Regions from separate parts of the Mus musculus genome. Here all the other regions are linked to region 1. The links are chromatin loops, found by intact Hi-C in ENCODE. Cell type or tissue: gastrocnemius. All regions are shown on one strand. Links, peaks and the distances in the headings refer to the core of each region. The heading gives the core; the rest is flanking DNA. Region 1 holds the start of Msh3 (mutS homolog 3). Region 2 has its middle 26 kb from the start of Gm41018. Region 3 holds the start of Zfyve16 (zinc finger, FYVE domain containing 16).

Region 1 (10,027 bases), core at 2,028-10,027:
CAGGGCTGCTCTAACTTCTCATTCCGATGCTTGTCTTGCAGATGTGGTGACATCTATGAGGACTTTGGTTTAAACCACCGAAAGGCCTTCAGGGTAGAGCTCAGACTTCCCAGAGTGACCAGAGCACCCCTGGAAAGTTCTAGCTTGCTCTCCCTGATGTGTGCTCTCCACAGTTTTGGATTCATGTAACTGCACCTCCCATTCGTGAAAGCCAACCCCCTACAATGAAGCTCTTATATAACTATAGCTTCTCTGGGTGCTTCTCTGGGTGGGTCCTGAATAAAACACGTGGGAGTGACATTCTTGACTGCAGTTCAAACAAGCAGTGCCTGGTCCTCTAACATGGTGCATCATTGCTGATGACTACGGATTAAGTTAAGGAAGAATAGTCAATATCCTGAGTCCTAACTTTCCCTTAGATTGTTGTCATCTGCTGATCAAAAAAATCCAAACTAAAACTCCTTTGAGATCCAGGAAGTTATTTTATTAAGTAAAGACTAGTAGCAACAACAATTTCAAAGTCATGGTCAAGGTCAAAGGACCAGATTTGACTTCTAGCTAATCTTATTTACGTACCCTACCACCTCCAGTCCCTTTTAAAAAAAAGTTAGTTTCATTAACCTTTTGTGTGTTTGTCTATAACACTTACATGAGTGTCTGTGCACCATGTGCATGAAAGCATGGAGCCTTGGAAGCCAGAAGAAGGCACTGTACCATCTAGGATTGGAGTTAGAGCCAGTTGTGAGCTGCCACATGGGTGTTGGCAATCCAACTCAGATCCTCTAGAAGAGCAGCTAGTGTTCTTAAACTGCTGAGCTATTTCTTCAGCCCAACCACCTCAGGTTCTTAGGACATTTCCAGTCACAGAGAAGGAATCATCTAGTCAAATGTTACTTTGGAGGAAATGAAATGTCTTGGCAGAAACCAACTGCAGACACTCTTTCTCCTGAAGATTCCTGGGCCATTTTAATACACTGAACTACTTCACCTCTGACACTGTACAAAGAACACACAGTATCTGGGTATTGTAACTAACTAGAGACAATAGAGTACATGACCATGACCAGTCTCTGCAAGTCCTTCATATTTTACTGTGTCTAGAATTGATTCCAAAAATGGGATAGCCACTTCAATTCGCTGAAACTAAAAACATAGGCACTTTTAGATTGTGAAACGAGAAACCAGTTATAAATCTTATAACTGAGAGCTAGGTCTATAGAAAAATGGTTTAAAGGAACCTGCAGAACTGTTTCCATATTTTTTTCTAATTCTTAAGGTGATAAAATCAAGCACTTAAAGGAACAGAATTAAGTTGCCCCATAGTGTAAGTGGCCACTCAGTTTCTATTGTTGTAGTAGGTAGTGTGGTTCAGTGGCTTAAGCAGATGATAGCGTCTAAGTCTCTTAAGTATGTTGGGTAAGTTCTGACAGTACCAACTGGTTTGGACAGTGAGTGAGTCATTTATAAGGCACTGGGAGGATAACACTGTAAAGTATCTGTTGTGCAAGTATGAGGACCCAAGTTTGATCCCCAGCACCTGGTTCAAAAACGATGACTGGCTTGGTGTTATGCACCCATAATTCTCTCTGTGGATCAGCAGAGACAGGATTCCTGGATCTTACTTACTGGTCAGTTAACCCAGACTAATAGGTGAATACAGACCCCAGCGAGAGACCCCATCTCAACAAAACAAGGTGGACAGACCCTCAGGAAGGACACAGAAGAGCAACATTCAGGTTTGTTTGCATGGATACATGCATGCGTACCTGCCTACATACTCGTGCACGCACACACACACGCACACACACACACAGGTGTTCATTCTGCCTTATCCTGTTATGTACTGATTTGTGCCCTGGGAAACAGATCACTTTTCTTGTAATGAGCTCATGTTATAACACTTACTTGAGTTCTCTACTGAGAACTATATTAATTCTGTCCTTTAAAGGTCGATTCTTCTCAGGAATGGAGAACCAGGTTTTCCTACCCATAATCACCAGATTCTGTTTACCTATAATACCAAGCAGAAAAGATTATCAGAAAATACACATATATTGTCAGTGACATACATAGGCAAGACGATTGTCATAGTGACATCTAGTGGGCATCCTTTAGAAAAATTAAGACAAACAGCTTTACCTAAAATTCAGATTTAGTTCTCATTAACTAAATATAGTTCAATTTTTCAGTTTGGCTCATGCAGTTCATATCTTTTACTTAGGTTTTAATCCATTGCAACCATGCATAATTTCAGTCCACAGGGCTCAGGTTGACTGGATTTTGTAATTCACTTGATATCCTTACATGCTTTATTAGTGTCTAAAGTGGAGAACAGGTTCTAATCCTGGAATTCTTGAGATTGAATGTGTTCACCATCTTAAACTACTTGTCTCTGATTCATCTATCCCAGAGAAATAATACCTATCTCTATGTATATTTAAGATCATCTCTACCTATCTATATTCAGAGGTCAGGGACCTTTGCAGAAGACAGGGGCAGAAAACATGTAAGAGTTGGTAGAAGGGGAAGAGAGCTGTGAAAGGCTGACTTTCGGCCACGACAGGGCTCACATATGTATGCATCAGTTCTCATCTGGCTCCTGCACAAGATCAAGCCAGGCAAAATTCAAGTATGGAGGAGGGTTCCTGAGGCCCCTCCAGTAGGTATTGGTGTTGATGGCTGCTGGGAGATGGAGAGCCCATCTTCTGGTCTGGACTGATTGTAGATTGCTCACATCCTAGTCAATGGCCACACACAGGGTTATTAATAACAAGTAGAACATGACTTAGGGAAGGAGAAGGGGACTCAGGGGGAGTGAGAAGGTAAATGGATACAACCAACATAAACTGGGTAAAAATATAAAGCTTTTATATTTTTGTGTAACCCATATGCACAGGCCAGGCAGTGTGACTGGGTGTCTTTATCTATCTTCTTGAGACAAGTTTTCTCACTGAACCTGGAGCCCACAAATTGGCTACAGAGCAAGCCCCAGAGATCTTTCTGTCTGTGCCTCCCTAATGCTGGTATTACAAATGTGCCACTGTGTCCAGCTTTTTATTCGGGTAGTAGGATTTGAACTCAGAGTAGACTGTGTTAAGATGGCATCTGCAGCTCTTCTTTGGCACTGCCTACAAGGTGGCTGCCATCTGTTTTGCTGCATCATGGCTGTTCGCCGGCCTCTGGTGAAGCCCAAGATCATCAAAAAGAGGACCAAGAAGTTCATCAGACACCAGTCAGACTGATACGTGAAAATTAAGGGAAACTGGAAACCCAGAGGCACTGACAGCGGGGTACAGAGAAGATTCAAGGGCCAGATCCTGATGACCAACATTGGTTACAGGAACAACAAGAAAGCCAAGCACATGCTGCCTAGCGGCTCTAGAACTTTCTGGTCCACAATGGCAAGGAGCTGGAGGTGCAGCTGATGTGTAACAAATCTTGCTGTGCTGAGATTGCTCACAGTGTGCCCTCTAAGAACTGAGGAGTCATCGTAGAAAGAGCAGCACAGCTGGCCATCAGACTCATTAATCCCAACGCCAGGCTACTCAGTAGAGAACATGAATAGGTGGCTTGTGTGCATGTTTTGTGCCACGCCCCCAAGATGGCATTTGTCAACCTGTCTACACAGTGACCTACTATGTTCTCTACTAATGTTCAACATCTACACTGCTGACTTCTTTTTCCCATCAGCTCTGCCCTCCTCTCCTACAATGATAAGCAATAAGCAAACATGTCTGTTAGGAAGAATTACAGCGAATGTCCTTACAATCACAAGTAATGGGAAACTGCCTTATAATTATTGCACACCACTCCCCATTCTTTTAAAGTCAGTCACCCAGACTGCCTCACTGAAGACCACAGCCTTCATCCCACCGTGTCTTCCTAAAGCCAACAGATTTAAATTATTTTTAGCCTCTTCTCCCCTGCATTTTTCTCCATTTACTCAAGTCTTCTGTCTTTCAGTAACAATTCTAAATACCGGCTCAGGTCTCTATTCAAAGTGCTAAATTTTGCTGCCGATTCTGCCCAGTTATATTCGAGCTATATGCACTTGCTAACAAAATTTCAAACATAGAGTATTCTAAGAGGATGTTTAATAAAATCTGGGAATCGCACAAAAATTTCTAGCAAGAAACAGAGATCCCAGATTCCCAGGGGAGACTTTCTACTCATACCTCTACCATGTAAATCTTGCTTCAAGCAAACATAATTCTCATGACTTAATTACTCTACATTACCTTCCACTGAAGAGGTTGTGGTCATTCTTTGGAAGTACTTGAACTCGTTCCTGAAAGTTAGAGAAACAGTTAACCCGTCATGTATGCTCAGGCTCCATTCAGCGACGAAAGGTGCAAGTCCGGTGTGGGTGTGGGGGGTGGTGTTGCTGCCCGCTCAAGGACAGGACTTTGCTCCCGGCCAGGGAGCCTGTGAGCAAAGGCTGGCACAGCAGGGGGATCACCGCGGGAACCGGTAGCTTGGTCTCTGGCTGAGGCCGGTAGGCCTACCGCTCACGCCCGTCCCGCGCGTCCAAGCCAAGTGCATGACCCTACTCAGTGAACCGCCTCAGTTTCCCGAGCCCAGCCCGGCCAATACCTGAGCGGAGGCCAGGGTAGGTCTCCGTTCTTGCCAATCCCCATATTTTGGGACACGGCGACGATGCAGTTCAATGGTCGAACCATGATGGCAGCGGGGATAAAATCCTACCAGCCTTCACGCTAGGATTGCCGTCAAGTTTGGCGCGAAATCGCAGCCCTGAGCTGTGTACCACTTGCGCAGCTTAGGCCCCGCCCCCACCAAGGCCCGCCGCGCATCCTATTTGTGCAGCTAAGGCTCCGCCCCTACCAAGGCCCGCCGCGCATCCTATTTGTGCAGCTAAGGCCCCGCCCCCACCAAGGCCCGCCGCGCATTCTATTTGTGTAGCTAAGGCTCCGCCCCCAAGGCCGGTCCCGCACAGGTTGAGGCGTGCGCGCGCGCAGGCGCGAGAAAGTGCGGCCGCGCGCTCGCGCTCCTAGCAGGCCGGCTCTTCTGCACACTGCAATGCCCCGCGGGAAATCCGCGTCGGGAGGCTCTACTGCCGCCGGCCCAGGCCCGGGGAGGCAAACGGTTCTAAGCCGGTTCTTCAGGTCTGCGGGAAGCCTAAGATCCAGCGCGTCCTCCACGGAGCCAGCAGAGAAGGTAAAGTACGGCTCCGCGGCGCCCCTAGCGTCCACCTAGGCGAAGGCCGTCCCGGGCGGGTTCTGTCTGGGACGGGGCGGAGCTAGAGGGCGGGGTGGGGCCGGACCGCTAGGGGCGGGGTCAGGGTGGGGCGGGTGCGTAGCCGTCGTGGCCGGAAGCGGAGGCCTTATGGAGAGCTTATTAATGGTGGGTAGGGCTAAGGGGCGGGGCCAGGGAAGGCTTAAGGTGGCGGCTTCTTCTGGTCCTTGTTTTAGTTGACTTTTTTACCCGACCAGCGGTAATAGATTTGAGGTCTTGGTGCTTCCAGTCGGTAGCCGGAACCCGAGCCAGAAACTTCTATCGTGGTGAATGGCGAGGACTGGCCGGCCGGCCCAGGATGCGTTTTTTAACCTCTGTTCTTCATTCTTTCCTTTACATTTTCCCTACTGTATTGATGGTTGAAGAGGAGCTTTATTTACATATGCTTGCTTGGCTGACTAGAAGAAAGCTGTCATTAAGGCTAGTTTCTCAGAATTCAAAACCATGTGCTCTGTCTTTCTGATCCCCGTGCCAGAATATCGTTTTACTGTACAGATTTCCAGTGTAAGCATTTAGATGGATGAAGTTTCTGTACATGCTTATAGTTGGCTACTTCCTGTTGCTTGCAGCCCATCAGATAGTTCAAAGCAAAGCAAAGAGAAACAAAACCAAAACCCCATCGTGATACTGCCACAAACACAGGCCCAAGGATGTTTCCCACACTAGCTGGCAATGTGTCACACTTGTTCAGGGTGAGTTAAGGCCTCGGTCATTTCCCAGACTGAAGATGTAGAAGGTGATTGTAACGGGCATCTCCTGTATTTTACTGCAGTTGCAAATCAGTTTAAGAATCTTAACCCATTTCATTTATATTTCTTTCCAATACTGACTAATGCTCTACTCTCTCTTTTTAAGGCTTTTTTTTTATTTCTGTACATTCACTAAGATTCATTTTGCACTCACCACTGAGAGGATATTAGGCAAAAGTTTTAAGTTTTTCATAGATTATCTGCCAACAGATAGTCTCAGGACATCTTTTAATAGTGAATGGAAGCTTTGAAACAGGAAATACATTGGTCGTTTATTACTCCTCTTCCTTCTATAATTTTGCATTTTGAAAATAGATTTTTTAAAATTGATCTTGTAGAAGTATTTTATTTAACATATGAGTAGGAAAGTAGAGAATTCCACATAATTTTAGTAGAATGTGAGGTAATGAGAGACTGTTCCTGCCAGTTTCTGTCTCTGATGGCAAAAACAGTCACCCCCAACAGCCTTTTCAGAGTAAAAAGTAGAGTGGCAGGCAGGAACTTACTATCATTCTGCAGCAAGGTTAAATAACTCCAGAGACTTCAAGCTTTAGAATAGTGTTAATACACCATTTCCAACCTTCCCGATACAGGTGACAGAAGGTGACAGCAGGAAGAGGTCACTGGGAAATGGTGGGCCCACTAAGAAAAAAGCAAGGAAAGTTCCAGAGAAGGAGGAAGAAAACATCTCAGTAGCAGCTCACCACCCTGGTGAGTGCCAGAGACTAAGTATTCTCAGCTGCTGGCTTCCCCAGAAGGCAGAGGGGATCATGGGAGTGCTGAGCTTTGTTTTCCTGTGTAGGGAAGGAGCCCTGCTGCTCCTCAGCTGCTGGTTGAGAGGCTAGGCCCACAGAGGAGCTCAGTTCTCTTAGTAGTTCTTCCAACTTTCTCTTTTGTTCACTATTGCTGTATTTTTTAAAAAGTGTGTATGTGTGTTTTGCGAGTGTGTGTGTGTGTGTGTGTTGTGAGTGTAGATGCCTGCATAGGCACGAGGCATGTAATCCTCTGAGAGCTGGAGTCACAGGTGGTTATCAGCCATCTGATGTGGTTGCTGGCAATTCAGGTTCTCTGATGGAAGGGTGGTATGTGCACTAACCACTGGACAATCTCTCCTGCCATGTTATGTTTTAAATCTTGGTTATAAAGATGAAACATTTGCTAATGATCTATTTATCACATTTATTTGTGTGTGTCATAGTACATAGGTAAAAGAGGTCAGAGGACAATTTGCATGAGTTATTTCTCTCCTTACGTTGTGTGAGTTCTGGCTTTGAACTCAGCTTCTAAGACTTGTTGGTAAGCACTCTTACCTAGGAAGCTCTCTTCCAGTCCCCAATGAGCCTTTGCTGCTGTTGTTGTTGGAGACAGGGTTTCTCTATATAGCCCTGGCTATTCTGTAGACCAGGCTGGCCTCGAACTCAGAAATCCACCTGCCTTTGCCTCTTAAGTGCTGGGAGTAAAGGTGTGCGCCACCTTTCCCTGCCCCAGCGAGCCTTCTTATTATCTATCTTAACTCTTTCATGTTTGACTTCAAGAGCTGTACTGGTGAACAGAGCCTCTTCATGACCTATACCTCTAACCCTGCTCATGACCATCTTGTCTCCTGCATCTACCATTTTGACTTTTTCATCCCTTTTATTTCTGCATCCAGTCAGCTTTGGCTCTTATCATTTTCCTGGGATAGTTTATAACCAGAAATTCTGCATATTACACCTTTCCAGAGAAGTCTCTAGTCCGTGCTGAGTGGGAGAAAGGCTCTCAGAGCTTGAAGGGTGAGAAGAATGTAGGCTCAGTTTACTTTGAATCAGTTCTTTTTATTTCAGAGCTTTCCAGACTCCATGGTGGCCCCATTCTGAGACTTAAGCATTTTGTGTTGCCAATTGAATTGGCTTTTTGCTTTTCTAAGGATTGGGTGTGACTCTTGTGTACTGAATTAGTGACTATACATCAGTTCCCTGTCTAGCTTCATATACCTGGCCTGTCTGTCATTATACGCAAAGAAACAAGAAGCAGAGTTCCACTAGAGTTCTGCTTTTTAAAATTAAAATTGCACTGCTTATTCTTTTATTGTGTGTTTATTGTGTGTGTGTGTGTGTGTGTGTGTGTGCGCGCGCGCGCGCATCTGTGCATGGGAGCCATATATGTGTAGAGGTCAGAGCATAGCTCGAAGGAGTTGGCTTTCTCCCCCCATCTTGTTGTTTCTGGTCATCACAGAACATAGGTCATCAACTTGGTGACACCATTCCTGCAGAGCCATCTTGCCAGCCTCTTTGACTATACTTCTCTGTGGATTTCATCAGTGAATGAAATTATATGTATGCTTAAATGGGTCATCTTTACCTTGAACATGGTGTTCTTTATCACATTATAGCTAGGTGCATTGCTCCAATGGGAATGTCCTTCTGAAAAATTCTATGCAAGTTATGAATTGTCCTAGTGAAGCCAAAATACTATTGGTGTGTTTTTTTCTTCATATTTCCCAAGAGGCAAAGAAATGTCTGAGGCCCAGGATTGTTTTAAAGTCCCTGGAAAAGTTGAAAGAATTCTGCTGTGATTCTGCCCTCCCTCAAAACAGAGTCCAGACAGAAGCTCTTCGGGAGAGACTTGAAGTTCTGCCAAGGTGTACTGATTTTGAAGATATCACTCTGCAACGTGCAAAGAATGCGGTTTTGTCCGAAGATTCCAAATCTCAGGCTAATCAGAAAGTATGTAACTGCTGCGTAGGTGAATAACTAGTCACCTGGGTTCTGAAGTACTTTTCGCTTCTTTGAGGTTACACAGGAAAATAAATGGTTTCCATATCCAGTCATCCTTGCTAGATGAGAGAACATTTGTGTCTTAGCTTTTCTTGCTTCTTTTCAGCATTTAAGAGTTTTACTTTTATTTGGGGGAGAGTAGTTGGTTTTGTATTAAGACACAACACCTACAGGCAGTCCTGCTGTACTGTGTGGGTTAGGAACATTCATGTGGGGTTGCTTCTCATTGGCAGTTTACATATTTTGCATGGGGAATCCCAGTGGGCATCATATACGTGGTTTTTTCAGTTGAAGGCTTGGCAGATACAGTCAGTTCAGAGGTAAAGCAAATGAGTATAGGCTTTATATAGATGGTGACCAGCTCTGCATTGCAACAATGTTGCGAACTCGAAGTAACCAGACAGAAGTTTCCCTGGAAGCCAGGGAACTAAGTGGATGTTATTACAGGCAATAGGCCATTGCTGTTGTATTTTCTTTGAGACAGGGTCTCACATACAACCCTGGCTGCCCTTGAACTAACAGGGACCTATCAACCTCTGTCTTCTAAGTGCTGGGGCTAAGCTAAAGGTGTTGGACACCTTACCTGGATTGATGAGCTGGTGGGGGTCATAGGATGCAAGTGAGTGGTTAAAAGCTACCATATTGTGGGGCAGTCAGTGCAGAGCCAGCAGCACCAGGGCTCGTGACAGGTTTCCTGAATTCACAGTTGAGTTCACTGTGCTGGCTCTAGGGATATAAAAGCATAATAGGTCTGAGAAATATTTCTGTCTTCATAGTTTTAAAAATTGTTTAATATCAATTTGTTAGTATCACACTGATAAATTTTTGGGGGGAGGAAGTCTATCTTATTCCATAAATGTGTACTTTTTCTAAAAATGTAGTTTTTGTGAATGGGAATTAAATTTTATGTTATATAGCATCCTTGGATTTATATAAAACCATAAAAACAAAAGGGAAAAATCTCATAAAAATTAAAGATAATTGTATTCTGATTCAATAAACCACATTTCTCTTGCCACGAGTCTGCACTTCTTCTTTTGGAGGCTTGTTTGTGGACTAATGGCCTTTCTTTTGCTGAGATGAACTGTCTGACAAAATCAGTTTAAGGACAGCTTTATTTTAGCGCACAGTTTGAGGGTCTGGTCCATCAGAGGGAAGGCAGGTGCAGGGCGTGAGACACATCTGCAGTCTTCCCTAGTCAGGAGCAGGTGAGGGCCAGTGCTCCGCTCTCTTCCTCCTGTCATTTAGCATATGGGATGCTGCTGCCGT
Region 2 (10,364 bases), core at 760-8,759, 380 kb before region 1:
AAGTGTGCTGCTTAGTAGCTTGCTCTTCATAGCTTGCTCATCCTGCTTCCTTATAGAGCTCAGGGCTACCAACCCAGGAGTGGCACCACCCATAATGGACTGGACCCTCCCCCTTAGACCACTAATTAAGGAGATGCCTGACAACTGGATCTTATGAAGGCACTTCCTCAATTAAGGCTCCCTAAATTTTGATGACTCTAACTTGTGTCAAGGTCACATAAAAATAGCCAGTGCAGGTAGTATGCTCAAGTACCAGAGAAGCACAAGCCCTTGGATGGTCCCCCACAGAACTAAAGAGAGCTGGTTTGTGGGGGGGAACTTTGTGGAAAGTGTTCTACGTGCCTTCAGCATGGTTAACCTCCAGTCGCCCTCAGGAGAATTCCTTCCTCCTCATCCTCTACGTAAGGTTCCTCTATATCCTAAGTAATGAAGTTACCTTCACCGTATTTTGAGACAGGAGTCCATGAGTCCCAAGCTGGTCTTGAACTCACAAGGAACTGAAGATGGGATACACAAAGCAACTCTATCTGATTCCTGCAGCACTGGGGTTCAAACCTAGGGCCTGAGTGCATACCAGGCAGGTACTCTAGCAACTGCGCCTAAAGGAGTTTCAGGCAAATCCTTATCTCAAGGTCTGCTTCTGAGGGAGCTAGTCACAAGTGAATTACTCACCCAGATTTTACTTAAGCCAGACTTGTGGAATCTCAAATTTGAGTTCTCTCTCTCTCTCTCTCTCTCTCTCTCTCTCACACACACACACACACACACACACACACACTTTTCAGCATCTCTCTGAAACAAAGACATCCTTATCTTTAACACAGGCCTTACTGTCCCAACAAAAGCAGCCCATCAGCCAAGTGTAGTGATGTATGCCCACAGCTCCAGGACACAAGAGCTTGAGGCAGAAAGACTGAGTTCCAGGCAATGGCCTGTTTCAAAACAAAACAAACAAACAAACAAAAAAACAATGCACACAGTCTCTTCCACAGGCAAGAGCAGAGAAAGAATAAAGGCACACTTGCTCAGTCTCTTTCTCTACAGTCTAGGACCCCCTCTGCCTAGGGGATTGTACTGCCCACAGTGGGCTGTGTCTAAATAGTTAACATTGGTAGTCAAATCAGCCCCCCACAGGCATGCTCACAGGCCACTTTGATTTAAGCAATCCCTCATAAATTGATACTTAAAACTTAACCATCAAGATGGTATAGCCGTTCGATAAGTAAATGCTAACTGTGGAGTAAGGAAGTGATATCAATACTGGGTCATTCATTTCCTTGCTTAACCCACTCCCCTCACACATAGCCCTGGCCTGCGACCAATGCCTTGTCTTTTTCCTCCTTCTCCTGTACTGTCCCAGTGAAGCAAGGGACAGCAGGCAGCCAGTGTCTGCTCTGCACACCCTACATGAGTGGATGGTGGCAAAGATGATCTGCCCACCCCTACTCGCCCTGATGAGGCCATACTTGGGTGTTCCACCCTATTTTTCTGCACACTGAGGAAAGCTGCCAGGAACAGGCTCTGCAAACAGCCTTCTTACACAGAAGTGCGTTTCCATCTCATCGAGCACAGCTGTCACGCCTGCTGGCTGACTGAGGTCTGCGAGGCTCACCATGTGCCACCTGCCCAGAGGGCAGATACAATTCACAGGCACGCTCAGCTTGCCAAAACCAATCCCTTCCCAGCTCAGAGATCCACTCCCCCCTCACCACTCACAACCCCCCACCGCATGCCCCAGAGCCTTCCCAACAGTTGTCACCTGCTTTACAGACACCTCAAGTGACAGGGAGCTCTCTTCTACCTGAAGTAGGACGTCTTAGACATTTCTAACAGTGGGCATTGTTTCGCTAAACACTTGATAAGTGCCAGGGACTATTAAAGTGCCAGACCTGTGTGATTCCTTTAGTTAGTGAGAGAACTCTGAAACAGCGACTCATGTGCCCATCCCCACTTGACAGGCAGCTCAGAGGATTAATGACCTTCCCTGACTCACACAGGGAGAGAAGAAGTGGGGCAGGCAGTGAGATTTCAGAGCGAGGCTGTCTTCCACCACAGTCTTACTATTGCTACCCCTCTTCTCTAGTTAGAGGTAGGATGGTCTATCAGACCACTTACTCTTTTTAGATCAAATCTTTCTAAGACTGTAATGAAAGCCACGGCCCCTCTCCTGGCTAACGTGCTTATGCTCACAACACTTTGTATACAACCTCAGGAAGTCAACCATCTCAGCTAAGGACCCCAGCTAACACAGGATGGTTTTGCCTTTGCACAAAGGGATTTTAAGGGTCTTTTTTTATGTCTGGGAGTTTTTCAGCGACAAGGAATTAAAACAACTATGGAGACAAGACTCCAAAGCCAAGTGCTGGGCAGCCATCTTCATTTGTTCCCCCCGATGACGTCATTAAGGAATTGCCAGCCCAGTACAGCATTGAAAATGCCAACCCGCTTTTGACCTGATAATTCGGTGTTGGGATTTGTTTTAAGAAATTATTTAAATAAGATGAAATAAAATAAATTATTTAGAGAAAATGAAAATAAAAGCCACACCCCCAAAAAATGTATAGCAAACTTATCTCAGAGAGAGAAGAAAGAGAAGAAAAAGCTAGAAGGAGCAAAGGGACTAAAAGGCCAGCAAAATAACAGGGCACGTAGAATTAAACACATTCACCAATCAGCTTAGCCAAAAGAACTAACATAAACTTAGGAGGTGGACAGATAGGACAAAGAACACACACACAGTAGTGGCAGTCAATTATGAAGTGACAGACTGAGAGTCTCTGGGGACTTGCTAGGCTCTTTTCATACATCTCCCTAAAAGACCAATCAGAGTAAAAGCAGCTCAGAGGAGACAAAGAGATGGATAGAAACACAGACACACACACAAACACACACACACATACACACACAGAGAGACACACACAAGCACCCACACACACAGACACACACATACACACACACACACACAGAACTATAATGTAATACGCTCTGAAAAATGTCAAGTGTACACCTGTATCACAAAAGCAGGAGGCGGCATCTAAGAGAGTAAGTCAGGTAACAATTTTGGAGAATGATGGTAGCCAAAAATAATGCATTCAACAGAAACTATAGAAGATAAAACATAAGCATTCAAGAAATAACAAGCAACCGTGGACAGTAAAACCTGGGAGAGCCATTCAGTGTGAGCAGGGCCCACAAGGACAGACAAGATAGAAGTTACAGCTGAGTTTCAGCATCTGCTTCCAGTCAGGCGGGGAGGTAGACTCGGGGATGAGGGAAGAGGTCTCTGGGGATCGTGGTGCCCCTATGATGGTTAAACATCCAGGTTCTTTCTGTGGTATCAGAAACTAAAACCAGGGCATCTCCATAACTGCATGCATACTAACCAAGGGTCTGCATTCTCAAAAGACAAGCTAATTACATAATATAATTAGCATTATGGTTTTAGCTCTCACCTCAGGCAGGGGCTTTTTAAGAGGATCATGGACTTAAAAGATAGATCTGGTCCAACCCATTTGGAAAGCAAAAAGGGACCACCTTGACACCCATCTCATAAATATTCATAGAAATTTCTTTAAAATCCACAAAGTGGGCTGCTAAGATCCTTTGGGTCCTTCAGCCTCTCTCGAGGATACTTTCCTTTGCTTTGCTAAACAGACTTCTGCTTATACTGTCGCTTGGCAGAATTCTTTCCTCCAAGAAGACAAGAGCTAAGGAGAACCTTCACCAGGTTACAGATACAGAAGGTTCAGTATCATCCTGGTAGGGCCCACAAGGCGATCAGTCCCCAGAACAGAGCTCACCTGGGCCAGGCAAAGTGTCTGTCCCAGAATGGCTGGGCAGAAGTCCCTTGAGTTCCACAAGAAAAGGGCACCGCCTTCTTCTCCAATCACTCTGGTTGTAGCTATGAAAGTAATGGGTGCTGTGATCAATTTGGCCACACTTTTGGACTGGATTTTACCCCATTTTGAATGTGAGTGAGTGAGTGAGTGAGTAAGTGAGTGAGTGGTTCTCTGCTTGTCTATACAAGGGAAAGCCCATTGTCTGCCTGCTCGCCCAGATCCAATTTGATCATTAATGCCAGTAGTTACACCTGTGACTATAACAATCATATTGGAAAGCCTAGAGACACATGCTCACCAACCACACCATGTACAAGCTGGGGCAGGCCTCTGAAGGTAGCACCCCAAGGCTGACACGTGACCAGCACACTGAAGTGCGGGTCGTGAACCTTACTCTGGAGAAATGCCGCAGTGGAGGACCCCAGCCTAGGACCCTGGCTCTAACTCAGGCGCACTTTCTCCTGCTGGTGCCCGCTTCAAAGTGGCAATTCCAAACGGCCTATCATCTGGATCTGTATTTGGCAGCTCTGTGCATTCATTAGACATTTTATCTGGTCCCCTACAGAGAGTCCCAGTACATCAGCTCTCTGAGCTCCTTGAACACGGCAGCCTCTTTATTCCTGCCTGAGCCATTCTGTAGCCAACATCTATCTGCGGCATTATGTGAGGTGCGGTGTGTGGTCTGAGAAGTGATACCGGTCATTAAGATGGAGAAGAGAGAAAGAGTCGTGGTCATCGGTGCCTATGAGAGAAGACCCACGGCTGGGCCTTGGCTCTGGTGAGAAAGACCAACAGCCGGTGCCTGGCATGTCTCCGGGGACCTGGAATGACGTGTGCCTGGGCACAGCTTGCATCTCTGGCCCAAGAACCAGCTGGCACCAATAGAGCAAAGAGAGGGTCCCGAGTTTGTTCAGCCAGCTGGCAACATCCCAGCCCTATCTATCCCTCAACCATCTGGAAAATGGAAATGAGACCTCTGCTTGCTACCGAGTTCCTGGGATTTACTCATGAAGCCCCCACATACCTAGAGGAGGCTGCCCTGGTTTAAACTCTTGCTCGGCCTCTTTTGCTCGAAATAGCGAAAGTGACCCATAAATCGGTGCTCTCTGCCAGCAGCTGTGAGGGTCCTTGCCATTTCTGCTCTCCCACCCCATTGAAGGGAAGCCCCCTGCAGGCTCCTGCTGTGGGCCAGCCTCGTCTCTGAAGCAGAGAGTCCAACATCAGATCCAGCGGCTTTTGACTGGGGCTGAACGTCTGCTAGTATGGGTGCCGCTCCTTGCTCTATGGCGCCCCCTGGCTCTCAGCCAGGTTGCCCTGAATGCATATTCTGACTAGAGACAGGGAGGCAGAGCTTCTGCATGCCCCACATGCTTCCCGATCATGCAGATGTCACTGGTCCAAGTAAGAAGTGCTAGACAGCACAGCGGGAGGAAACTTTAGCCCAAAATGCATTCACATAGAAAGCTGGGCTCCTGGCCTAGCTGCTGGGTTAGAGCCCAGTGTAACGTTCTCTTAGATGTTCCAGACTGTGCAGAAATGGACCAGAAAGCCACGTCACTTGGCCTGCCCATCATTCCTCACGGCAGCAGTGGCACACAGCCTCGGAAACTAGGTGGCATTTAGCTGGGTATTCAAGCCAGACCCAGCAGTTCATCTTCAGTTGGGACTCTGGGATCTGTGGCCGAGGACAGCCCTGTCTAGGAATGTACCTGAAAAACACCACAGTCCTTTCCCTGTGGCTTTGCTAGACTTACCCGCCTCCCTCACCCACTCCAGCTCCAACAGGGTCCGGCCAAGCCTGGGGTGGATTCCTTCTGGTTAATTGCTTTTTTTCCTGGCAGGGTCTCTAAGTTCATGGAATCTGCCTCTTGTCAAAGGCAGAGTGTCAGTTGACCATTGAGCACAGGCTGCAGCTAGTCATGGGCACTCATTTTTCATTAGCAGCTCTCTTTCTTCTCCATACTTACTACGGTCCTACCACTCACTTTAGAATGTTCAGGAAAGTGGTGAAAATAAGACTGAGTCCGACATCAGATCCAGCTCCCTGCCAGCCTGCCCAACCTCCTGGCCTGGCCCAGCTCTCAGACCTGGATCAGTGTCCACCGTTTGGAAAATGACTTTCCGATCTGTGCAGTGTATAGTTGTGATTTGTATTCACGTCTGCACAGGTTCCACCGCCCCTGAAAGTTAATCCTGCAGCCTGCCATGCTGATCTGCACAGCCTTTGCCCGTTGCCTTTGGTACTGGACTGTGAGCTCCCATGACTTTCATCCCAGCGTTCCCAGGACTGACCCTGGACGAGCACACCCTGTGCCGGTTTTTCCAGCTACCCTCTCTGTGCTGCTAAACGGTGTGAATTCAGATACACAATCGATCACTACTCCACTTGATACGAAGTTGACCATCCACAGAAGCTTGCTGTCAAGTGGCCCTGTCTAGGAGTTGTGCACACCGTTTTCAAGTGAATGGGGTAGACACAAAATCCCATCTTATAGAGCAGGAAAATGTCTCTGCAGCTTGCTTCCCTCCATAGGCTGGGGTGGAGGGGTGGAGCCATCCAGTTCCCCATCTGGGTGAGAATTCCTCCCTTTGAGAGGTGTAAACAATGTCTACCCTAGTCCCAATGACAAGGCAAAGATAGATTCTGCCCAAGTTCACCCTGGGGGACCAATGAGCTCATTAGGCTTATTTACAGCGCATGGGTGACATTAAGTCAGCCCATTAGGTCTGTGCCAAGCATGGATGACAACTGCCATGGCTGCTCAGAGAGAGGCTCTCCTATCAGTCTTTCCCAACCTCTAGCGCCTCACTGGATTCCCACCCCTTCCACACGCCCAGCATGACCAGTGTAATGTATTCCAACGGCTGAGAGCGGTAGCCAGACACACAGGTGACAGCCAATGAGCCTCCCCCTCCCTCCTTCCACAAGGTGAATGCCAACAGTTAACAGTTCTAGCTGCAATGACTTTTCAAGCAGGCCTAGCTGAGCTGATGATAACGGCAGCTGTTTTGCTTGGAGGACAGCTTTCTGCTGTGCTTGATGGCCGGACTCCTTTGTTAGTAATCAAGAAGTATACTGCCCTCATCTTCCTTGTATCTACATACCCAATATAATAATAATAATAATAATAATATAATATAATAATAATAATAATAATAAATATGGTTCTCAGCACCAATGTGAGAGTTTTACTGAAATAATTTTCAAGAGACACTTCACCATTGAGCGGGGCTAGGAGGAACTAAGCTGATAAAATATTATGCAGGATCATTGTTGCCTGGTGTGCGTGGTGTTATGAATAGAAAACATCTCCTGTGGGTGTGTTAATGCTTAGTCTTTTGGGGAAGTGCTGGGAACTTGAGGAACTGAGGCGTAGCTGGGAGAAGTTGCAGCAGCCTACCTTTGAAAGTTGTCCCTGTACTTTCTTGTTCTGCCGTCTCTCCCTGCCTCTCTCCATCCCTGTCCCCAACCGAGAATAGCCTTTGCCACCTGCCCCTACCTTCATGATGATTCTTCTCACCAGAATAAACAGATCCAACCATGAAGGACCTCTGAAACCATGGACTAAAATAAATCTTTCCTCCTTGTAACTGCTGTCAGGCATCTGTCCTAGCAATGAACAACTTAACACGCACACAATACTCCAGACCAGGTCTAGCTCAGTCTCCAGCCAAGCACTGAACCATGCTGTGAAACTCCATGGTCCTTTCACTACCCTGAATATATTAAGAGTGTCTACTGTATTCTTATTTTAATTATATGCTCTGAAGCCATCAGCCACCAATTCAATCTCTTCCTCCCAATTTCAGTTTTCAGCATATAGCTGTGCAGGCTGCGGTACCTGTTAAATCGCATTGCAACGACTTGCTGTTGGCCATTTCTTCAAGAAGACTGGGCAGCTGAGTGTAGGACTTGTCCGTTTTCATGGTGCTAGAATTTGGCTTTTAGATGGTGTTTTGTATAACTTTGTTGAAGGAAAGAATGAAAAAAAAAAAAGTCCCAAGATGGGGATGGTTGGGCTGCGGATGGTTTAGGAGATAAAGTGCTTGCCATATATGCATGAAGATAGGAGTTGGGGTCCAGGCATGTGGCTGACTGTAATCCCAGCTCTCAGGAGATAGAGGCGGGGATTACTTCAGGGCAAGTTGGCTAGACAGAGTAACCAGTCTTGACAAGTCCTGAGTTTCAGAGAGACCCTGCCACAGAAAATAAAGACTGAGTGACAGAGGAAGAGAGCTGATTACATCTTCTGTCCTCCACCTGTACATGCACACACACACACACACACACACACACACAATTCCTGAGCTTGCTGCATAAAGGACTTTTTTGATCATTTCATTATACATTTGCCTCCTCAAAGGTCTAATGGGGACATTTGGTCAAGTTCATTTCAATGCCAGATAGGTTTATGAGTGCTGGCAAGAGTATTACAAAATGTATCAAGAGAAGCTCATTTATCCTCTACAGGCAAGGACATTTAGAACTCTCGAGTGGCTTTTATTTGAGACTAGATCTCGCTGTCCATGCCTCTGTCTCCACCTTCCAGGCACTGCAGATCGCCAGCATCTACCACACCACCATGCCGGGCTTTCTTCTGTGTCTCCTCAGAATATCTTCCGTGAGAATTCCGCCACTGCTGACAGTGGGGAAAATTACAGAAAGGAAAAGCCTACGGGAAGTCCTGCAGAATTGGTTACAAAGTCGTTGAAAGGGACAGAAGGCATCCATCCCACACACACGTGAAAGAAATCAACATGCTTCCTCTGGGAAACCCGTGCCCAGAAGTCTGGGAGGGTGGACGAACTCGGGGCGGGGCTAGAAGCCTCCACGTTGCTAGTTGAGATGCAGGCCCTTCCTCTTGGCTTCCCTGGCGCTTCTCTCTGTCCTACTTGGAGAAAAGCGAGTTGCATGCACCTTTCTAAATTCTAAAAACAGGCTTTCCTGTCAGAGTTACAGCCAGACGTTTTCCATTCCTTCCTGCCCTGAGAATTTTATCTGGACCCATGTCTGGACCGTTGACAGCTTCTGGGGGAAGAAATAGAAATGAAAATGAAGCCCGCATCCTCTCCTATCACAGGAAGAGAGTGGGACAGACCACTAGTCCAAAGCATCAAGAACCAAAGCAGAGGTTTCACTCTGAATGCCGCACTCACGTCCCTGGGACCTGCACCTTCATCCCCATGCCCGACCACCCTAGGTGGGTAAGGCAGAGGCTGAGAGCCAGGGTCTACTTCTCTTTCTCATGGGACAAGGCTCAGTAACAGAGCCCATCAATAGGTGCTTTACCTGCCCAGAGACTGACAAATCACTCCATTGGCCCCGAGGTAGCCAAAACTAGCTGGTACACCACGGCACACTTCATAGGCCCGATTGGCTTTGGCCTGGGAGCAGGGGATGCTATATCCTAGAGGTACCTGGGCCACTTCCAGCTCTTGTCTCCTGGAATTTGTGAACGCTTTGGAACAATGAGCAAGCTTACTACTAAAAACTCAGTAAAAAAGAAAGCTGGGTGGGCAGAAACTGGGGTGTTACAGGCCGAGGTCCAGAGGGTCTGCTCTGCCACTGACTTATGTGAGTACAGATGCAGACATAGTCTCCCCGAGCCCGTTTCTTTTGTACAGCAGGCTGCTGCTTATGTCTCCCTCAGAGCGGGTTCAGGTAAAATGATCGTCTGGTAGCTAGCCCAGACTAAATGCTGATTGATAGACTCAATGAAGGAAAAGGATGGATCATAACCGGTAATTACCCAAGGGTATCTGACTTTCCAATTTTATCCATCCTAGCTTTTCACTTCCAGTTTCTCCTGTAATGTGCCTTGCAGAACCTCCATAATTTTGTTGGTGTTGCAGTGTTGGGCACCAAATCCAGGGCCCCACCCACCAAGGTCGATTTCTCCCCTACTTTTAGTTTTGTATTTATTTTCTGTCCTGGAGATGATTTTGCATTTATAGAGTCAAGGATGTATTAGTTTTCCTGATGCTGGTGTTAGAAACAAAAAGCAAAATCACTAACACAAACTTGTTAAAAATAATTAATCTCAGTTGGGGGATCCTACCCTGCCTTTTACCATTCACTTCCCAGATAAAAGACATACAACCTGTATATTTATAATAAGCCTTATGCACTACAGCTGGGCAGATATCTACCTTCTGTGAGTATCCACTTCCCTATCAATGACCCTGAGGTATCACTTGCTATGTCCAATCTGAACTGCTATTATTATTATTATTTACATTTCAAATGTTATCCCCCTTTCTGGTTTCCCCTCCAAAAACCTCCTATCCCTCCCCCCCACTCCCCCACCCCCGCTCCCCAAGCCACCCACTCCTACTTCCTGGCCCTGGCATTCCCCTACACTGGGTCATAAAGCCTTCACAGGACCAAGGGCTTCTCCTCCCATTGATGTCCAACAAGGCCATTCTCTGCTACATATGCAGCTGGAGCCATGGGTCCCTCCATGTGTACTCTTTGATTGGTGGTTTAGTCCCTGAAGCTCTGGGGGTACTGGTTAGTTCATATTG
Region 3 (10,364 bases), core at 1,647-9,646, 180 kb before region 1:
CCAACCAAACCTGCATGGGCTGGGAGGTGCTGCCCTGCCCCATCTCTTACTGAACAGCTATTGGTGGTTGGGGGCGGGGGGGGGCAGGGGCTCATGTTTTCTTGAAAGTGTGGCCAAAGGTAGAGTTCCCATATCCCATTGGGTGACCATTCACCCATACACATTCAGGAAACACTGATTGAACTTAAAGCGTTAATATTTTCTAAAAGAGAATATGGAGTTAGGAGGGGCCATGCAGGAGGTGGGGCTTAGAAGAGTTGGATAGAGAAATTTGGGGATGGACATGACCATGTTTCGTTGTGTATGTATATGAAATTCTCAAGAATAAAGACAAATTAATATTACAAAAAATAGGAACAGTTCATAGGTCATTCCCAACTAACAAAGTAGTAAGTTCCTAAGACTCATTTTTAAAAAAATATGTATGCTGGGCAGTGGTGGTGCATACTTTTTGGGAGGTAGAGGCAAGCAGATCTCCGAGTTTGAGGCCAGGCTGGTCTACATAGATAGTTCCAGGACAGACAAGGCTACAGAGACACCCTGTTCCAAAACCAAACCAAACCAAACCAAACCAACCAACCAACCAACCAACCAACCAACCAAACAACCAAACAACCAAACAACCAAACAACCAAACAACCAAACAACCAAACAAAAAGAATATATTAAAAGGAATGGCTTTGGGAGTAATATTAAAATAAATTTAGCTCTCCCAGCTCTATCCCATTACTGTGCTTAAATAGTCTGCAGTGTTTCATCCATGCTAGGCAAGAATTCTACCACTGAGCCCATAAGATTAAAATCATTAAGATTCTGGGTGTTTTTCCAAAAAGATTAAAAACTGCTGTTGATTCAAGGAATGACTGGCTAATCTAAGGAATACATTTTCCAAAAATATTACAATCGAGATGAATTTCCAGAAGTGTTGAAAGCATTTAGTTGTAAACTGAGCTATCTAAGGATCAAAGTTGATACAAGTAATTTTTCAAAGCAATTATCAAAACCCAAATTTTGCTAAGAAATTTCAGTAAATTTTTTCTTAGATTTCTTTATTTCATTTCATGTGTGTGGGTGTTTGCTTGCATGTGTGTATGTGTACCACATGCATGACTGGTGGAGAGAGGGCAGAAGGCAGCACCGGATAACTTGGAACTGGAGTTACAGTGGTTCTGAGCCACCATGTGGGTGATGGGAACTGAACCCAGGTCCTCTCGGAGAGTAACAAGGACCCTTAACTGCAGAGCCACCTCTCCAGCACCCCACCCCTGCTTTTATAACATTTCATTTTTACTGTAGTTCACCATCACTTGTCTTCTCTTAACCAGTAAAGAAAGTTGCAGAAGGTTTAACTGACTAAAAGTCTGTGTATTATTTTGTATCCTTTTCCGTTGTCTCTCAAATGATTATGCTAGTCCATAAAACAATGGCAGAGTGGGTTGTAAACTTCCTTTAGTGTTAAAGCCATCCATCAGTCATGTTGGTAATCTCTGTGACTTCTATAACAATGTGCTGTGCATAGAGAAAATACTGAGAGCAAATAAGAGTGATACAAAGTACAATTGCACTTGTATAGGAAAGGCCTTTAAATTCTCAGTAGCATGTGTGTTTTCCTTATTGTTCTGGAGGACACAAGTAAACAAAGCTGTCAGTCTTAAACTTAATATGCTATAGAACAGATTGACTGGGCAAACATATCCGCATATTACAAAACAATTGATGTCACAAAGTAACATTGCTATAGGTTTTTCTTTTAATTTATTGTTAACAAAGTAATATGCAACCAGTAATCTTAGCACTTTGGAGGCTGAGGCAGAAGTATGAAGTTAGTCTAGACAATAGGGTACAACCTTGTCAAAACAAACAAATCAACCATAAATAGATAAGAGCATTGTAGGATTTTGCAATGAGTCTGACTTCGATAGGAAATATAGTGTGATTATGGTATACAAGCAAGTATTGATGTCCAAAGCATAGATTTTTTTTTTTAAAAAAATAAGATTTATCAACAAATCCTCATGTGATTCTTACTCATTTGTCATTGATTTCAAAATGCACTCAAAGAAATTTTGGGCGTTTGAACTGTCTTTAAGTGTCACAACTGTCCTGCAAGAACTGAAGAAAAGCAGTTTTCTCAACAGCTGATGCTAAATCCTAGCACTTGTGTAAAGAGAAACGGGTTGTTTGCAGGAAGTGTGCCCTTCAATGCATTGTTCAGAGAAAGCCCTCTGCAAATATGTGCTGTTGAGCTTTGGCAGGCACTCTCAACACCAGGGAGGGTTCCAGAACTCTAGGCTTGTTCACAGTTGAGCAAGACTGTTTATCTTAGGAAATGCTTGTATCAGTTAATAGATCAGAGCTAAAATGCAGTAGGTGGTAAATAAATGACACCTATTTGTAAAGCATTCTTGATAGTAAGCAACTGTGTGTGTGTGTGTGTGTGTGTGTGTGTGTGTGTGTGTGTGTGTGTGTGTATGTGCATGCTCGGGCTCTTGCGCACACACATAGGTGTGAAACACTGTTCTCTGTATGCTCTGTAAACAGCCATTGTAGACATCTCTCTCCTTAATTGCTTGTGTATTGCTGCTTGGTACAAAGTTTAATTTGCACTGGTGAAGAGATTCTCTGAACTCAGATTTGTGCTTGTTGTCACCAGAGGAAAAGGGAGTAAGCCAGGTTGGGCAGTGGTGGAGCAGGGCTTTAACCTCAGCAATCAGAAGGCAGAGGCAGGCAGATCTCTCAGTTCATTGGCAACCTGGTCTACACAGTGAGTTCCAGGACAGCTGCCAAGGTTACACACACACACACACACACACACACACACACACACACACCATCTCAAAAAACAAAAGAATAGCAAAAAAACAAAAGAACAATATCAATATCACACACACACACACACACACACACACACACTCACACAGCAAACCAAAAAAAAAAAAAAAAAAAAAAAGAAAGAAAGAAAGGAAGAAAGAAAGAAAGAAAGAGGGACCTGGAATTGAAAGCATTGGTTTTAAACCACTTGCTAGTTAAATTAACCTTGGCACTATTGCTATTTTAGATCAGGTCTGGAGAAACAAACAACAAAAAGAACCAGAACTAAGACATCTAGGTCTTTCTAAGGCACCAGCCACATAGAAAAGCTGTCAAGAGTTGTTCTATGTTAACAAAATCAGCTTTTAAAAGAGTTTTTCTTTTATGAGTGTTTTGCCTGCTGTATGTCTCTGCAGCTTGTGTGCCCATGGTGTTGGATCCCCTCACTATTTGTTATGTGCTGCCTTGTAAGTTCTGAGCCTTGAACCTGGATCCTCTGAAAGAGCTACTACGTGATGAGCCACCTCTCCAGCCCCAGAAAGTCCATTTTAAAATATGCCTGAAGGCTATTGATATGCCACAGTCATAGAGCACTGGTATACTGTCTTAGTTATGGCTTTGTTGCTGTGAAAGACACCATGACCACGGCAACTCTTATAGAGACAACATTTAATTGGGGCTGGCTTACAGGTTCAGAGATTCAGTCCATTAACATTAAGGCAGGGACATGGCAGCATCTAGGCAGAAGTGATGCAGGCGGAGCTGAGAGTTCTACATCTTCATCTGAAGGCTGCTAGTGGAAGACTGACTTCTAGGCAGCTAGATTGAGGATGTTAAATGCCCACACTCACATTGACACACCTACTCCAGCAAGGCCACACCTACTCCAATAGGGCCAAACTTTCTAATCGTGCCACTCCCTGAGCTGAGCATACACAAACCATAAAACATACCAACATGAATAGAATCCAACAATTCATGAAAAGGACTGAGCCAATAGGATCATCAGTGATTCAATTGTGCTATGTGGATATCTCAGGTTACACATTATTCGTATCATACTCTTACTAAGAGAGTGTCTAGCTTTCAGTAACAAAGCTAATGAGTGGCAGAACTAGAATTCAAATTCAGGTAGTGAAAAAAGAAGGAGGAAATAGGGGACTGGATTCATAGTTTCAATATCAAGAACATACTTCAAGAATAGGAGTGAGGCAAGAAAGACAGACAGACTGCTCTCCCTCTCAGGTCCCCATTGGTTTCTGTCTTTCCTTCTGGAAGTTCTGTCTTTACCTTGCTTCTCCTTACAGGTGTTCCTGGGGAGGGAATTTGGGCTACTGTACCTGGCTACTAAGCAGGTTCTTTCAAAAGTCCTACTTTATATGTGAATTTGTGTTAACTTATATCCACACCAGGATATGAGAGTATCCACACTATTCTCACCAATGAATTCATCTATAAATTAAGCAAATTGGTAAAACAGATTTATGGAGAATACACTGTTTCTGCTATATTAAGTTTGAACATCAATAAAATGTGGTAGACATGCTATTTTGTGAACTGATTTGCATATACTTTAAAATGTTGTTTTGTTCATTTAAAATAACTCTTATTTGTCCTTACATTGTACTATATACTTTTGCCCCTAATTTGTATGCACAAGCCACTGCTTCTGAATTGAGGTTCCAAAAAGACGACGGCCCCATTTTATCTGTGACAGTGTCCAACGTATAAAAGTGAAAATACACACTGTACTTTGTAGAATTATTCTTATATTTTTGGTTGTGAGACTAGCCTTTAACGGCTGAGCCATCTCTCCAGCCCTTGTGGAATTATTCTTAAGATTAATTAGCTAATGTAAGCGAAGCATCTCTTTTGCATTGTCTGTCAAAGAACAGGCCAGTCACCTTACACAACCAAAAGTTTTGCTCTTGGCAAAAATCAGAGTTTAGAAGGGGAACCAGAAGTAGAGATGCAGAATCTCTGAAAGATAAACTACAGTTGCCAATTACTGAATTGAGGACCTGAGCTCTGACTGTGAAGTCTCTTGAGTACAAATCACAGCAGCGATAACGCTTGTAATCTCTCGAAAGCCTAGGCGAGCCAGCAGTCCCCAAGCTGGTCCGGATACTAATTTTCTCTTCGCTCTCTTTGAATTTTAGAAAACTCGTGGTGAAAATGCGAAGGCCGAAGCAGAGAGCGCGCGCGAGGCATCGGGCATCTCCTTCCGAGAGGGTAGCTGGCTTCTGGTTTTAGACAGCAGCCGCTCTGGAGGCTACAGAGGGTTGGAAATGCAGAAGTACAGCCAGAAGTGCAGGGCGGCGTCGGCCAATCCGCTCACCCAAGGACCGGCATTTAGGAGCTGCCCGGAGGTGAGATACAGTGTCGGCCGCTGGATTTGGCTGGTGCAAACCGGAGTGCCGGGTCAGCTGAGCTGTGGCACTAGTCACCTCCTGAGGCCAGCAGAAGAGCGTCCTTGGAACAGCGTCCGAGCGCAGGATCCCAACGGAGTCGCCTGGCCACTTCCGGCGCGCCCGCGTGGACTGGCTCGGACCCGAGCAGCGCGCATGCGCATAGATCAAGCCTCCCGGAGGGGGCGTGGCAGCGGGAAGCATTCTCTGCGCCTGCGCCCTTCTCTGCTAGGTCGGCTGGGGACGAGCTCTAGGCTGGCGTCGCGCTGTCCTGGGTGTCGTGGCCGGGTTACTCTTCACGCCTCACTGCGGCGTCGCGTCGAGTCCCCGAGAGCTCGGCGGGGTGTGGGGAGGTAAGAGCCTCGGAGCCGCCACCGGCCTCTCCTCAGCGTACTGCGGGCGGAGGGGCGGGGCGGCCTCGGACTCGCTAGGCTGCGACGGCCCGGCCTCGCCTTCCTCCGGGACCCGCCTGCCACCCTGGGCTCTGTGCGGCCGAGATACCCGACCCCATCGCGGGCTGGGCTGGGCCGGGTCGGGCCGCACTGGATCCCGCGAGTCCCCGCGGCGCCTGTTGTCGCCGCCTCCTCCGTTTCACTGATGCCTCAGTGTTCGCTCGCTGTCTTTGGTGCCTCTGAAGAGATGACCTTAACTTTTAACAGTTAACCTGTTTGTGCGACCGTGATTGCAATTTGTTACATTCCAGACTCATGTTCTTGGTTAGCCATGTCAGAAAACCAGCCCGTAAATTTAAATATTAACTTCATCTTTTAATTCAAAGAATAAGTTGGTGATGTCATCCGGTTCCGTCACTTACTCGGCTGAGTTTGGCATTTCTCGAGTTGGCAAAAGTTTAGTGGTTTGATCGTGTCTGTCCGATTTTTCACATAACTTCTTTTTTCCCCCTTCTCTTTGATATTAAACTACACATTTAGTGGCAAGCTATTTAAAAATTAGAGGAGGGAATTAGGAATGAGCTAGTCACCATTCCACCGTGCAAAAGTAACCAGCCGCTTACCATTTTGACATTTTTCTTTGTCCTTTTTTTTTTTTTTTTTTTTTTTTTTTGGCCCCTGTTGCATTTTAAACTTAAAATGATAAGAGTGTTGCTCACCTTTCCCATGTTTTTAAAAGCTGTACACATATACCCATTACATTTTTTTACTATACACATAATAATATGAGCAAAAACAATCTTTTGAAGTAGCTACCTTACAAATAAAACTAATTTTTTTGTCCCCAGTCATAATGCCAATTACACATAGTATCCTATATGGTTGAAGATAATGACAATTGAAAAATATTCAAGAAAATGTAATTGTTAATGCAGAATATTTACCATTTTGAAAATTAAAACTCTGGAAATTCTTTTTTTTCTTCACATATTCACTTAAAAATAGTCATACAATGAAGCAAATACTTTATTATATTAAAAAATCTTGGTTGTTTTTAAATTCTAATTCTAATGTACATTGAACATTTTCTTCATGATCATATTACTGTCTTTCACAATTTTATACCCCTTACAGTCTAGTGTCCAACTGCCTTCTAATATATTTTTATTATTTTTATATTGTTAGAATATTTTATATCATTTTTAAGGAAAATAATAAAATTATCTCCTTTTCTCTTTTTAAGTAAAATGTAGAGAGACATAATTTAGCTTTGAAAGGCTTACATAATCCCTACACTAGATTTAGTTTAGTACTTGTTCCTCCGTATTTTCCCCCTTGCTAATACTATTTTAACAATTTTTGTGGAAAATGGATTTATGTTGTACAGAGTTTTGTGATTTTCTTTCTTTCAGCGTTGTGTATTGGATAGTTCTACAGAAGTATGTGTAACCCAGGTCATAGCTTTATGCACACAGGTTTAGGGATCATTAGTTGTTTCATGTCAGGCTTCTATATTCTTCTGTATCTTTTCCTAGGTCGCTTCCATTCACAGTGGTGCATTACTGATTTACAAATCTTTATCTCAGAATCCTCTCTGTATTCCAGGTTCTTACATTCAACAGTGTCTTGGACATCTTCCCCGGGATGTTCTCAAGGTACTTCAGGCAGTAGTCCAGAAGGTGTTTTCCTTCTTCCTGCTCCTCTTGAGTTGCCTGTGATGGTCAATGCATTGCTATTGGTTTCCCCAGTCACCCAGCGTGGGGATCTGTTGGTAATGCCAGCCTTCCCCTTTGTTTCCGTCTCCAAGAGACTACTACTGTACAGATAAGAGCTACTTATCTGTTTCATCTTCACCTTGGTCTCTGTTTATGTCCTCATTGTCTCTCACCTTAGCAATTCTAGAAGTTGTATTTTTGTTTTATTGTTTTATTTTCTTATTAATTGTCCCTGTTGTTACCAACTTTTTAAAACCATGAAGAGACTTTTAAAACCATTTTAAAAGTAAATATTACAAAAATTTGTTTGGAAATCTGAGAGTATTTAAATGGTTAAATTAGTAAAAATATCTCAAATCATTGTCGGGCTGGCATGAGGGCTTAATGGGTAAAGGAGCCTTGCAGCCAAAGCCTGACAGCCTGAAGAGTTAGACCCCTTCCATGCATGATGGAGGACAGAATTAGCTTCTGGAAGGCCTCTTCTGGCAGCCATATCCACACAAGTAAATACATAGAAGTCACTGAATAAAGCTCACTCTGATATACATGAGATTAAAAACAAATCTTATCAACACTTATCCACACAAACATTAAATAGAGACTGCGTCATACATTGTGTTTGTTTCTTCAATGTATAATAGATTACTGGCCACAAAGTACAGTCTGTTTAGTTTAAATGAGAAAATCCACAGCTTAGTAGTAGTTCATGTTAAAGAGTTTCAATGGAAAGTATTTGCATTGTCCTACTTTTTACAGATTGCTGAATTGTGGTGTTTCCTGTATTTTGGGCACTTCAAATGATATGCTTACTGGTGTGTTGTTATGTTGAGACACTCTGCAAATAGATGTTCTTTAATGGAATCTTTGATTTGTTTTTAAAATCCTCTGACTTTCGCTAGTGAAAACTGTTTTGAGAACTTGTCTTAGTCAGGGTTTCTATTCTTGGACAAACATCATGACCAAGAAGCAAGTTGGGGAGGAAAGCGTTTATTCAGCTTACACTTCCATACTGCTGCTCATCACCAAAGGATGTCAGGACTGGAACTCAAGCAGGTCAGGAAGCAGTAGCTGATGCAGAGGCCATGGAGGGATGTTCCTTACTGGCTTGCTTCCCCTGGCTTGCTCAGCCTGCTCTCTTATAGAACCAAGACTACCAGCCCAGAGATGGCACCACCCACAAGGGGACCTTTCCCCCTTGATCACTAATTGAGAAAATGCCTTACAGTTGGATCTCATGGAGGCACTTCCCCAACTGAAGCTTCTTTCTCTGTGATAACTCCAGCCTGTGTCAAGTTGACACACTACTAGCCAGTACAGAACTTTTGTTGGGTTTTTTGTTTTGTTTTTGTTTTTGTTTTTTATTTTTCAAGACAGGGTTTTTCTGTGTAGACCTGGCTGTCCTGGAACTTGTTTTGTAGACCAGGTTGGCTTCAAACTCAGAGATCCATCTGCCTCTGCCTCCCAAGTGCTAGGATTAAAGGTACATGCTACCACTACCTGATGATAGATCTTTTATGCATTCTATATTCAAAGTTCTTTACTCTTTTTTTTAATTAATTTATTTATTTTATGTAAGTACACTGTAGCTGTCTTCAGACACCCCAGAAGAGGGCATCAGATCTCATACGGATGGTTGTGAGCCACCGTGTGGTTGCTGGGACTTGAACTCAGGACCTCTGGAAAACAGTCAGTGCTCTTAACCGCTGAGCCATCTCTCCAGCCCTTTACTCTTTTAAATATGTATGTACTTATTCATTTACTGGTTTTGTGAGACAGTGTCTCACTATATAGTGCTGGCTAGCCTAGAATTTGCTATGTAGGTCAGACTGGTTGGTCTTGAATTTATGATCTTCCTGTCTGTTTCCTGAGTGCTGGGATTACAAGCATATGCCATCACTCCTGGTTTATTTTTTACCATTATATTTAATTTTATTTTTTATTTTTGTCAAAGGGATAACTAGCCTGATGCATATACCTTTAACCCTAGTATTCAAAAGGCAGAGGCAAGCAGATCTCCACAAGTCAAATCTAGCCCGATAGCAAGTTCCAGGCCTACCAGGGCTATATAGTGAGCTCTTTTTGCAAAAAGGGGGTGGGGTAACCATATCATACATAAAGATTAAATGATACTGGAGATTTATAATGAATAACTCAGTTACCCTTTCTTGCTCTTCTTACCCAGACTCTTATGAGTAGACTTCTCATCTTAAGTCTAGGCTTTCTGTTTGAATCGTAGAACACAGAAAATGATTCAGCAACTCTTTCTAAATTCTTCCATAGATGATAGAAATAATACTTTAAATGTCTAGGAGTGAAGTGAATTTGTTACTAGAAGTAGATGTGATCTGTGCCTGTAACAGGAGTACTAGGAAGTAGAGGCAAGACGGTCAGGAGTTCAAGGTTATCTTTGGGTATATATTGAGTTAAGAACATTCTGGGCTCAGTGAGACTCAGTCAAAATCCAAGCAAATAACAACTTTAAAAAAAGATATAATACAATGCATAAATAAATGCCTCATAAGGTGGATCGTAGCCACAACCTCAGTATTCTTTAGTTTTCAGTTTACTTCTATTTCTAATTTGGGATTAGAAATTCTAAATTGAATTGTTTGTTCAGTATACTTTCCCAATTAGAAGTCTAAACTGTTGATTTCAAGTTTTACTTCTTTGTAATAAATACATTTAATCTTGTTAGTGTGTCTTATGAACAGACTTTTTACTGTGTCCCTCAAGCCTCTTGAATTTTTAAGATTTCTCCTGCTGACATTATGATCAGCTGCTGTTCCCCATATGTTCCTTCCCTGCGGTTTTGTGTTCCTGTTTCATAGTTGCATAGATGCTTCTTTCTCTCAGAACGTGCTATGGTGTTTTCTTATTTCCTGCATTGCCTCCTCTTTCATACTCCCTTTATTGCCTTAATATGTGTATTTGTGTACATTTTTGTGTATATGGTATAATGGTAGGAATATTTGACAATGGAAACAAGAGTTAACAGACTTTATTGAATCAGGATGTCATATATTGTTACTGAAAAATAC

Evidence for each region. Peaks named below come from ENCODE experiments on the same cell type or tissue, not always from the same donor. Only the 100,000 strongest peaks of a DNase experiment are listed, where the experiment ranks them.
Region 2: a loop joins it to region 1, with 4 times the contacts of the local background. A loop is called at or near these places in 16 of 42 quality-filtered maps.
Region 3: it touches region 1 in a loop (5-fold over the local background); 3 of 42 quality-filtered maps call a loop at or near these places.

Annotation. Positions count from the first base shown.
Region 1 is chr13:92,349,911-92,359,937 of GRCm38, reverse strand. It overlaps Msh3 (mutS homolog 3), which reads left to right and starts at 4,935. Exons shown (of 24, transcript NM_010829.2): 1 at 4,935-5,175; 2 at 6,596-6,713; 3 at 8,487-8,707. The coding sequence starts at 5,038. It overlaps Dhfr (dihydrofolate reductase), which reads right to left and starts at 5,155. Exons shown (of 6, transcript NM_010049.3): 1 at 4,594-5,155; 2 at 4,239-4,288; 3 at 1,906-2,011. The coding sequence starts at 4,679. It also overlaps the pseudogene Gm19308. In gastrocnemius, for the core only: CTCF peaks have their summits at 2,100 (motif pointing left) and 5,186; DNase peaks (open chromatin) are centred at 4,497, 4,875 and 5,214; H3K4me3 peaks cover 1,852 bases; H3K27ac peaks cover 1,812 bases.
Region 2 is chr13:92,728,295-92,738,658 of GRCm38, reverse strand. No RefSeq gene overlaps it. Among named protein-coding and RNA genes, the nearest start is that of Gm41018, 26 kb to the right of the region's middle. In gastrocnemius, for the core only: a CTCF peak has its summit at 5,117; DNase peaks (open chromatin) are centred at 5,206, 5,577, 5,881, 6,675 and 4 more places; H3K4me3 peaks cover 1,296 bases; H3K27ac peaks cover 998 bases.
Region 3 is chr13:92,525,907-92,536,270 of GRCm38, reverse strand. Zfyve16 (zinc finger, FYVE domain containing 16) reads left to right here and starts at 5,461. Exons shown (of 18, transcript NM_173392.4): 1 at 5,461-5,572. In gastrocnemius, for the core only: no CTCF peak of the experiment used is centred there; a DNase peak (open chromatin) is centred at 5,401; H3K4me3 peaks cover 2,265 bases; H3K27ac peaks cover 2,675 bases.